Regions from separate parts of the Homo sapiens genome. Here region 2 is linked to region 1. A link is an interaction called in ENCODE POLR2A ChIA-PET data of the cell type or tissue named here. Cell type or tissue: B cell. All regions are shown on one strand. Region 1 overlaps LOC107984341 (a long non-coding RNA gene). Region 2 overlaps KDM2A (lysine demethylase 2A).

What was found. Peaks named below come from ENCODE experiments on the same cell type or tissue, not always from the same donor. Only the 100,000 strongest peaks of a DNase experiment are listed, where the experiment ranks them.
Region 2: POLR2A ChIA-PET joins it to region 1 with 9 read pairs; 20 of 35 experiments call an interaction of 5 or more read pairs at or near these places.

The regions. Positions count from the first base shown.
Region 1 is chr11:67,111,254-67,116,253 of GRCh38, forward strand. LOC107984341 (a long non-coding RNA gene) reads right to left here. Exons shown (of 2, transcript NR_160735.1): 2 at 1,039-1,402. Among named protein-coding and RNA genes, the nearest start is that of KDM2A, 5.5 kb to the right of the region's middle. In B cell, no CTCF peak of the experiment used is centred here; DNase peaks (open chromatin) are centred at 2,138 and 4,248.
Region 2 is chr11:67,222,845-67,227,844 of GRCh38, forward strand. All of the region lies in intron 10 of KDM2A (lysine demethylase 2A), which reads left to right. Among named protein-coding and RNA genes, the nearest start is that of GRK2, 41 kb to the right of the region's middle. RefSeq lists an enhancer at 1-293. In B cell, no CTCF peak of the experiment used is centred here; no DNase peak of the experiment used is centred here.

The DNA.
Region 1 (5,000 bases):
AAAACAAAACAAAATAAAAAAAGTTGCACTGTGACGTGGACTCTAAAGTCAACATCCTAAACTGGAGACAGTAGAGGTAAGTGGAGCAGAAAGACAAGATCACAAGAGGAGCTGGAATAAAAAGACAGTGAAGAACTTGGCCCAAGATTCACATACCTCCTGGCTTGGTTTGCAGTAGTACAGGATTTGGTTTCTATCACTTCTATTCCAGCTGCAATGACAGCTGCAGGAACAGTTTCTCTGCAACAATTACTATTACATCAACCTTCTCTGCTCCAGAACATATGTGCCTCTCTTGCTCTCACAAAACCAAGCTTCTCTGCAAGGATTCAATGCTCTCCAGCCTTCATATTCCTTCCCTCAAAAGCAACACTGCACTACTTTATTGGCTGATTCAATAAATATGAAGGAATGAGTGCCAACTATGCCTGGCACTGTTCTAGGCATTGGGGAATCCAGCAATGAACAAAACTTCCTGCCCCACGGGGCTTATATCCAAGTGCAATTTGAAGACCAGTTCTTATGGTCTAAATGATCTTCCAGCAATTCATTGGAATGATGATTGTTCTCTGAGTATGTCACATCTTCATGGTGTCCTTTCTTCGATATGAAGTTTTCGAAGGTAAAAGTCAAGCCTTCTAACTTTTCAAATCTCCTTTCTCTATCCAAGCACTTAATTTAGCATTGGGCACAGTGTACTCAGTAAGTACCCAAATCCTACATGTAGGAGAAAAAGAAACTGGACAATGCATTGTACACTTAAAACTTTGTTAAAATGGTAAATCTCACATCAAGTGTTCTTACCACAATAAAATAAAAATAAATTTAAAATAGGAGAACTGGCCAGGTGCAGTGGCTCATGCCTGTAATCCCAGGCACTTTGGGAGGTCAAGGCAGGAGTATCACATGAGGCCAGGAGTTCGAGACCAGCCTGGGGAACATAGTGAGACCCTGTTTCTATGAAAAAAAAAATTACCAAGTAAAAAATTTTTTAAAAATAGGAAAACCAGAAATCCTTTTTTTTTCTTTTTTTTTTTGAGATGGAGTTTCACTCTTGTTGTCCAGGCTGGAGTGCAAAAGCGCGATTTCGGGTCACTGCAACCTCTGCCTCCCGGGTTCAAGTGATTCTCCTGTCTCAGCCTCCCAAGTAGCTGTGATTACAGGCATGTGCCACCATGCCCAGCTAATTTTGTATTTTTAGTAGACATGGGGTTTCTCCATGTTGGTCAGGCTGGTCTCGAACTCCCAACCTCAGGTGATCTGCCCACCTTGGCCTCCCAAAGTGCTGGGATTACAGGCATGAGGCACTGTGCAAGACCTCAGAAATCCTTTCTAAAATAAGTTGTCTTCTAGTTTCCAAAGGGTATTCATGTCCATTAGTCCATTTCACTCCACAACAATCCTAGGAGGAAACAGGGCAGGAGTCACTACTTCTGTTTTATTTATATACATTATATATATAAAATATATATGTTTTAAATATATGTTTTATATATATTATATATATTTATATACATGTATTATGTTTTATATATATTATATATATTTATATACATATATTATATATAATATATATTTTTTTGAGACAGAGTCTTGCTCTGTTGCCCAGGCTAGAGTGCAGTGGCACGATCTCGGGCTCACTGCAACCTCCGCCTGCCTCCCAGGCTTAAGTGATTCTCCTACCTCAGCCTCCCGAGTAGCTGGGAATACAGGCATGTGCCACCGCGCCCAGCTAATTTTTGTATTTTTAGTAGAGATAGGGTTTCACAATGTTGCCCAGGCTGGTCTTGAACTCCTGACCTCAGGTGATCTGCCCGCCTTGGTCTCCCAAAGTGCTGGGATTACAGGCTTAAGCCACCGCGCCCAGCCTACTCTGTTTTATTAAAGAGAACTGAAGTTCTGACGGGTTCAGAACCTCTCACAAAGTGGCTGAAGGAACACCAGCTTTAGCAGAAACTGATGAAAGGTAGCGAATGCCCTTGAAGAAGATAAAAAAAGATCAGACTCATTGGGAGGGGCTAAACAGGTCTAAGTGCTTAAGCATTTGGCCCTTTGGGGAAGTGGCTGGAGCCCTGTATGACTGTCACCACCAACCCAAGCTGGGAATCTAGTGCAAGGTTGCAAACAGACCCTGAAACCCCAGGGTGCCAGAAACTTCCCCCAGCAAGCACAGGTGTAGCTGAGGCACAGGCTCTGCATCTTAGAGCTCCACTCTCGGGCACAGCAGGAAGTCCCACCCTTTTAGAAGTGAGAAATGAGGGTGGCCTGGCCCCAAAGCGAAGCTAAGGCTGCTAAAGAGCAGGTGGGGCCCAGACACTGCTGCAGTTGCCCCAACAGCCAAAGTACACCCCAGCGCTCAGGAGCAGTGGGTCTGCACAGCGGAAGGTGACATACCTGGAAAAGATGGCAGCAAGGAAGCATGGGGCCAGGGAGGGTGGTGGTCCCATGGTCCCAAGGAAAGCGTCAGCCACATTCCATGCAAGAACCTCATGTGACACCCATGTTTGATGATCCAAGAATCTGCAGGGCATTTCTGCTTCATTTTTTTCCCCCTGATCAATTCAGGTTCCAAACTCAAAAAAAAAAAAAAAAGAAAAGAAAAGAAAAAAGAAAGAAAACTTTCAGCTGGGCGTGGTGGCTCACGGCTGTAATCCCAGCACTTTGGGAGGCGGAGGTGGGTGGATCACCAGGTCAGGAATTCGAGACCAGCCTGGCCAACATGGTGAAACCCCGTCTCTACTAAAAATACAAAAATTAGCCAGGCACGGTGGCGGGCACCTGTAATTCCAGCTACTCAGGAGGCTGAGACAGGTGAATCGCTTGAACCCAGGAGGTGGAGTTTGCAGTGAGCTGAGATCGCGCCACTGCACTCTAGCCTGGGCAACAGAGCGAGACTCCAACTCAAAAAAAGAAAAAAAAGAAAACTTTCTATCACTTAAAGCTTATAATCACCCCCCAACACCCTTTAACCCTAGAAGAAGTTTTCTTTCTTTTTTTCTTTTTTCCCGGGGTGGGGGGTGCGGGTGGAGGGAGATGTTCAGGAAATGGTTAAGTAACAAAATCAGAGAGCACGGGATTGAGGTGATTAAGGGCAACAAATGGATGGTAAAGGAAAGTGGGAAAGCCATTCAGTCAGATGATACTGGGCCAGGAGAGTGAGATGAACATGGAGGAGGGGGTGGGCCAAATGATGGAGAGAAGGCTGGAAAGAAAGAGACTTCAGGAGGCAGGTGATGAGGAGAAAGAGGCAGCTGGAGTCAGGGAAGAGGGAAGAATAGAAAGCGGAGACACCAGGGTCGGGGGTCGGGGAGAGAAACCAGGAGTTAGGATAGGGAAGAGGGCCGGGTGTGGTGGCTCATGCCTGTTATCCCAGCACTTTGGGAGGCAGAGGGGGGCGGATCACCTGAGACAGGGAGTTTGAGACCAGCCTGGCCAACATGGTGAAACCCTGTCTCTACTAAAAACACAAAAATTAGCCAGGCATGGTGGCGGGTGCTTGTAATCCCAACTTCTCAGGAAGCTGAGGCAGGAGAATTGCTTGTACCCGGGAGGTGGAGGTTGCAGCGAGCCAAGATCATGCCATTGCACTCCAGGCTGGGTGACACGGTGAGACTGTCTCAAAAAAAAAAAAAAAAAAAAAAGGGAGGGGGAAGAGAATCGAGGAATAAGTCATCACACTTAATGTCTATGCAAACTCTTGACTCACATGAAAACTTCAAGTTTCTTAAATATTGAAGCATCTTTACTTAAAACCTTCCTTCCCTTCTTTTTTTTTTTTTTTTTTTTTTTTAGAGACATGGTTTCACTGTCACTCAGGCTGAAGTGCAGTGGCATAGTCATAGTTCATAGTCCAACTCCTGGGCTCCAGCAATCCTCCACCTCAGTCTCTTTTTTTGTTTGTTTTTTTTTGAGACGGAGTCTCCCTCTGTTGCCCAGGCTGGAGTGCAGTGGCGCGATCTCGGCTCCCTGCAACCTCCGCCTCCCTGGTTCAAACGGTTCTCCTGCCTCAGCCTCCTGAGTGGCTGGGATTACAGGCAGGGACTACAATGCTCAGCTATTTTTTGTATTTGTAGTAGAGACGGGGTTTCACTATGTTGGCCAGGCTGGTCTCAAACTCCTGACCTCATGATCCGCCTGCCTCGGCCTCCCAAAGTGCTGGGATTACAGGCGTGAGCCATGGCGCCCGGCCAAAGCTTTTTAGCCACTGATTATGCTACCTCCTGGGGAACCTTCACAACCAACTTCTCTATTTTAGTTTAGACCTACACTGTTTGGGACATCTTTACTTCCTCCTTAACATTTAAGGAGAAATTGGAAATAGTTTAGCTTAACCAGACTAAAGAGTTCTCTTTTCACACCCTAAAGTCTCCCAAAAGAAATGGGTGGGCCGGGCGTGGTGGCGGACGCCTGTAATCCCAGCTACTTGGAGGCTGAGGCGGGAGAATTGCTTGAACCCAGGAGGTGAAGGTTGCAGTGAGCCAAGATTGAGCCACTGCACTCCAGCCTGGGCAACAAGAGCAAAACTCCATCCCAAAAAAAGAAAAGAAGAGAAAATAAGAGAAAAGAAAATGGTGACTGGATTTTCACTCTCAGCATTTGTTGAGTCTTAGCTTTGCTCAAAAAGGCAGTGATTTATTAATATCTTATTAAGATGCCAATTTATTCCAGCCAGGGACCCTGTTCTCAATGCCTCTAGAATGCATTTTTATTTCCTTCTTCCCATATACCATTGTCAGGGTTGAAGCCAGAGAGTTCATAGTTGGGGAATCCCCCAAGCTCTATTCTCCCTGCAAATGGCTGTTTTAGGGCAATGCAGCCTCACAGATCTGTCCTTGCCAATCAGAGCCACTGTGATGGCGGGAGGAATCACTAGCCATCTGTCTACCTCTTATCTCACCCTATATATCTGCTCTGGATTATTAACAAAGCCTGCCTGTGGAGAAACCATTGTGTATATCTGTTTAAATGTCCCGTTCCCCCAACGCAGACTAGTTAACAAA
Region 2 (5,000 bases), 110 kb after region 1:
TACCTTATCCCCTGCATGAAGAGTTTTCTACGTAAAGAGAAGAAAAATAAGGGGGAAAAAAAAAAAAGGCCAGGCACAGTGGCTCACACCTGTAATCCCAACACTTTGGGAGGCTAGGCAGGCAGATTACCTGAGGTCAGGAAGTTGAGACCAGCGTGAGCAACATGAAGAAACCCTGTCTCTACTAAAAATACAAAATTAGCCAGGCGTGGTGGCACATGCCTGTAATCCCAGCTACTCAGGAGGCTGAGGCAGGAAAATCGCTTGAACCTGGGAGGCGGAGGTTGCAGTGAGCCAAGATCGTGCCATTGCACTCCAGCCTGGGCGACAAGAATGAAACTCCATCTCAAAAAAAAAAAAAAAAAATTATTTCCAAAAAATGCTAACCCAGTCTTAGAAATTGATATGCGGCATAAGTAAAAAGCAATGGGGTCAGGTTGGGTATGTGGTATCTCTTGGCTATAATTAATACAGTCTTATAAGTTACGAGTAAAAACTCAAAATTTTAATGCCTGTATTTCATATTTTCTTCCTTTTTTCTTTCTTATTTATTTATTTATTTATTTATTTATTTTTGACACAGGGTCTCACTCTGTCACCCAGGCTGGAGTGCAGTAGCATGATCTCAGCTCATTGCAGCCTCAACCTCGTAGGCTCAAGTGATCCTTCTGCCTCAGCCTCCTGAGTAGCTGGGACCACAGACGCACACCACCACACCTGGCTAGTTTTTTTATTTTTATTTTTTTGTAGAAACGAGGTTTTACTATGCTGCCCAGGCTCGTCTCAAACTCCTGGGCTCAAGCAGTCCTCCAGCCTCAGGCCCCCAAAGCCTTGGGACCACGGGCATGAGCCACTATGCCCAGACTCTTCTTTTTTTTAAACTGTCATTATTACTCAGCTTTCAACTGATTTCCAGAGGGCTTTAGAATTTGGAGTTGTCCTGAACTCCTAATAAAAACCCTTCCAGAAAGTGTTGCTATACTTAAAAGGCTAATGGAGAGGCGTAGTGTATTATATTTAATTTTGAGGGACCAAATACCTATTGGTTGTTGTCTCTCTCCTCTGTCTCCCTTAGTCAGAAATAAATTAATTTTACTTCCGTGTAAGAGAGTCATTCTTTTAGTTGTTAAAAGTTTTAGCCACATAAGAAACCAGAATCAGGGTCTGGCTACTATGCATTAGAAAACTGATTGGGGCTAACTATGAAAAGTACATCTCCTCTCCTGCCTTGCCATGGGGAGAGTGATCTCCTTATTCCCCAGTGATGCCCTGTGGCCTGGTGAAGGTTTTTGAAAAGGGACTCCTATCCAGTTCTCCGTGATTCAGGAACACTACCCGATATAGAGTTTGTAAACGGGTAGGTGAAGTCATCCCTACAATATGGGAGGAGATGGGAACATTCTCAGGAGCTGCATATTCAAAACAGTATCATTTGGCTTATCCTTTTGAAATATGGCCTCTCTAAAAGAAAGCTGTATGGCCAGATATGGTGGTTCATGCCTATAATCCCAAGTACTTTTTGGGAGTTTGAAGCGAAGGATCACTTAATCCCAGGAGTTTAAGACCAGCCTGGACAACATAGTGAGACCCTGTCCGTACCAAAAATTAACCCCTTTCTTTTTTTTTTTTTTTTTTTTTTGAGACAGAGTCTCGCTCTGTCCCCCAGGCTGGAGTGCAGTGGTGCGATCTCAGCTCACTCTGCAAGCTCCGCCTCCTGGGTTCACACCATTCTCCTGCCTCAGCCTCCCGAGTAGCTGGGGCTACAGGCACCCGCCACCAAGCCCGGCCAATTTTTATATTTTTAGTAGAGATGGGGTTTCACTGTGTTAGCCAGGATGGCCTTGATCTCCTGACCTCATGATCCACCCACCTCAGCCTCCCAAAGTGCTGGGATTGCAGGCTTGAGCTATCTTGTCCGGCCAAAATTAATCCCTTTCTCATTTTCCCCAATGATACTCACCAGGGGCACTTGGCAGCTGCAGCATTTTTTTTTTTTTTTTTTTTTTTTTTTTTGGAGACAGAGTTTCGCTGCTGTTGTCCAAGCTGGAGTGCAGTGGTGTGATCTCAGCTCACTGCAACCTCCACCTCCCAGGTTCAAACAATTCTCCTGCCCAGGCATCCCGAGTAGCTGGGATTACAGGTATGCACCACCACGCTAATTTTTGTATTTCTAGTAGAGACGGGGTTTCAGCAGGCTGGTCTCGAACTCTTGACCTCAGGTGATCCACTTGCCTTGGCCTCCCAAAGCGCTGGGATTACAGGTGTGAGCCATCACGCCCGGCGGCTGCAGCATTTACCCCAAGATAACTTTGCCACGAACTATCTCGCTTTTATTATTTTCACATCACTCTAGTATACTGACTTTGAAAACAAAAGATATCATTCTATTTATAGCATTCTGTTTTTAGTAGTGGTATTTCTACTTACAAAATATAGTTATTCTTGATTGCTGAAAATGTCAAATCCTAGAAAACATAGCATTCCTATGCGTGATGTTAACATCATTCTTGGGCAGGCGTGGTGGCTTATGCCTGTAATGCCAGCACTTTGGGAGGCTGAGGCGGGCGAATCACTGGAGTTCAGGAGTTCGAGACCAACCTGGCCAACATGGTGAAACCCCGTCTCTACTAAAAATACAACAATTGGCCAGTCACGCTGGCTCACGCCTGTAATCCCAGCACTTTGGGAGGCCGAGGTGGGTGGATCACCTGACGTTGGGAGTTCGAAACCAGTCTGACCAACATGGAGAAGGCGTGTTTCTACTAAAAATACAAAATTAGCCAGGTGTGGTGGCGCATGCCTGTAATCCCAGCTACTCGGGAGGCTGAGGCAGGAAAATCGCTTGAACTCAGAGGCACAGGTTGCGGTGAGCCGAGATCACACCACTGGACTCTAGCCTGGGCAATAAGCACAAAACTCTGTCTCTAAATAAATAAATAGCTGGGCACGGTGGCTCATGCCTGTAATCCCAGCACTTTGGGAGGCTGAGGCAGGTGGATCACCTGAGGTCAGGAGTTCGAGACCAGCCTGGCCAAGATGGTGAAACCCCGTCTCTACTAAAAACATAAAAATTAGCTGGTCATGGTGGTGCACACCTGTAATCCCAGCTACTTGGGAGGCTGAGGCAGGAGAATCGCTTGAACCCAGGAGGTGGAGGTTGCAGTGAGCCAAGATTGCACCATTGCAGTCCAGCCTGGGCAACAAGAACAAAACTGTGTCAAAAAAGAGTAAAAATAAATAAATAAATAAATTTAAAATAACAATTAGCCAGGTGTAGGGGCACACACCTATAATCCCAGCTGCTCAGGAGGCTGAGGCAGGAGAATTGCTTGAACCCAGGAGGTGGAGGTTGCAGTGAGCCGAGATCCCACCACTGCACACTAGCCTTGGTGACAGAGCGAGATTCCATCTCAAAAAAAAAATAATAATATATCATTCATGAACAGTTGTTGGCCAGAGATTCATTTGATGGATCTGATTTTTCTGAAATAGACAATCCTGATGATTCAGACCATCCTGCTGTTAGTTTTGTTTAGAAATAACTCCAAAGACAGTTTTTATATTTTATGTTCACCTTGAAAATCAATCAGATTTCCAGCCAGGCGCAGTGGCTCACGCCTGTAATCCCAGAACTTTGGGAGGCCAAGGCGGGCAGATCACGAGGTCAGGAGATCGAGACCATCCTGGCTAACATGGTGAAACCCCGTCTCTACTAAAAATACAAAAAATTAGCCGGGCGTGGTGGCGGGCGCTTGTAGTACCAGCTACTCAGGAGGCTGAGGCAGGAGAATGGTGTGAACCCGGGAGGTGGAGCTTGCAGTGAGCCGAGATCGCGCCACTGCACTCCAGCCTGGGCAACAGAGCAAGACTCCGTCTCAAAAAACAAACGAAAATCAATCAGATTTCCTTCAGCATCAAAGAGCATGTTTATGTAAAATTAAATGAGCACTGGCCGCGAGCTGCTCTTTTATTTTCTAAAAGGGAAATGGGTTAATAAATTAGCCAGGTGTGGTGGCATACACTTGTAATCTCGGCTACTGGGGAGGCTTTGGTGGGAGGATGATAGCCTGGGTGAAAGAGCAAGACCCTGTCTCTAAAAGTTAAAAAAAAATGGTTTCAAAAAAAGGCAACAAAATATATTTAGGATAGTCCCCATCATTGGTCTTCCTCACTGATTAATCTGTGCTGATTTGTCCTTTCCTGGACTGTGATATATCTAAAGAGTACCTTTTAAAATTAGTATCCAGCTGAAATAATAATGAAAATGCTCTTTTGGGAAGAATGGAAAGAAAATAAAGACAGTGATTGATTAAGTCGTATGGAACATTAATCTGGTTTGTGGACATACCATTTTGGCAGACTACAAAGTATGAGGCAGGCAAGCTGAGCATCGATAGTGGAGAAAATACCCAACCTGGTGCCCCTAGACTAGACACGGTCTGAGAGTGAGTCTCTAGTCAAACTTTAGTATTTGTAATAGCCTAATATGAACATGTCACTTCATCTCATGTCCTGTTTTTCCATGAGATTCTTTGTTCCATGGCCTTCTGATTCAGGGGCAAATATAGTAAAGCAAGAGTACTTTGCATGCCTTTTTTTCAAGTATTTTGTGTCTTACTCTTACATTTTACTCTGTCCCAGAACCGAAACTTTCATTGTTTTGATGCTTTCCCACTCAACCAAGACAGCTTCTTGGTGGTTCTAAATGGTCTTCCTCAAGTACCTTTTTTTGTTGTTGTTGTTCAGACGGAGTCTCACTCTGTAGCCCAGACTGGAGTGCAGAGGCGTGATCTCAGTTCACTGCAACCTCCGCCTCCCAGGATCAAGTGATTCTCATTCCTCAGCCTCCCGAGTAGCTGGGATTACAAGGTGTGCACCACCACACCTGGCTAATTTTTGTATTTTTAGTAGAGGTAGGGTTTCACCATGTTGGTCAGGCTGGTCGCGAACTCCTGACCTCAAGTGATCCACCCGTCTGGGCCTCCCAAGTACCCTTTATC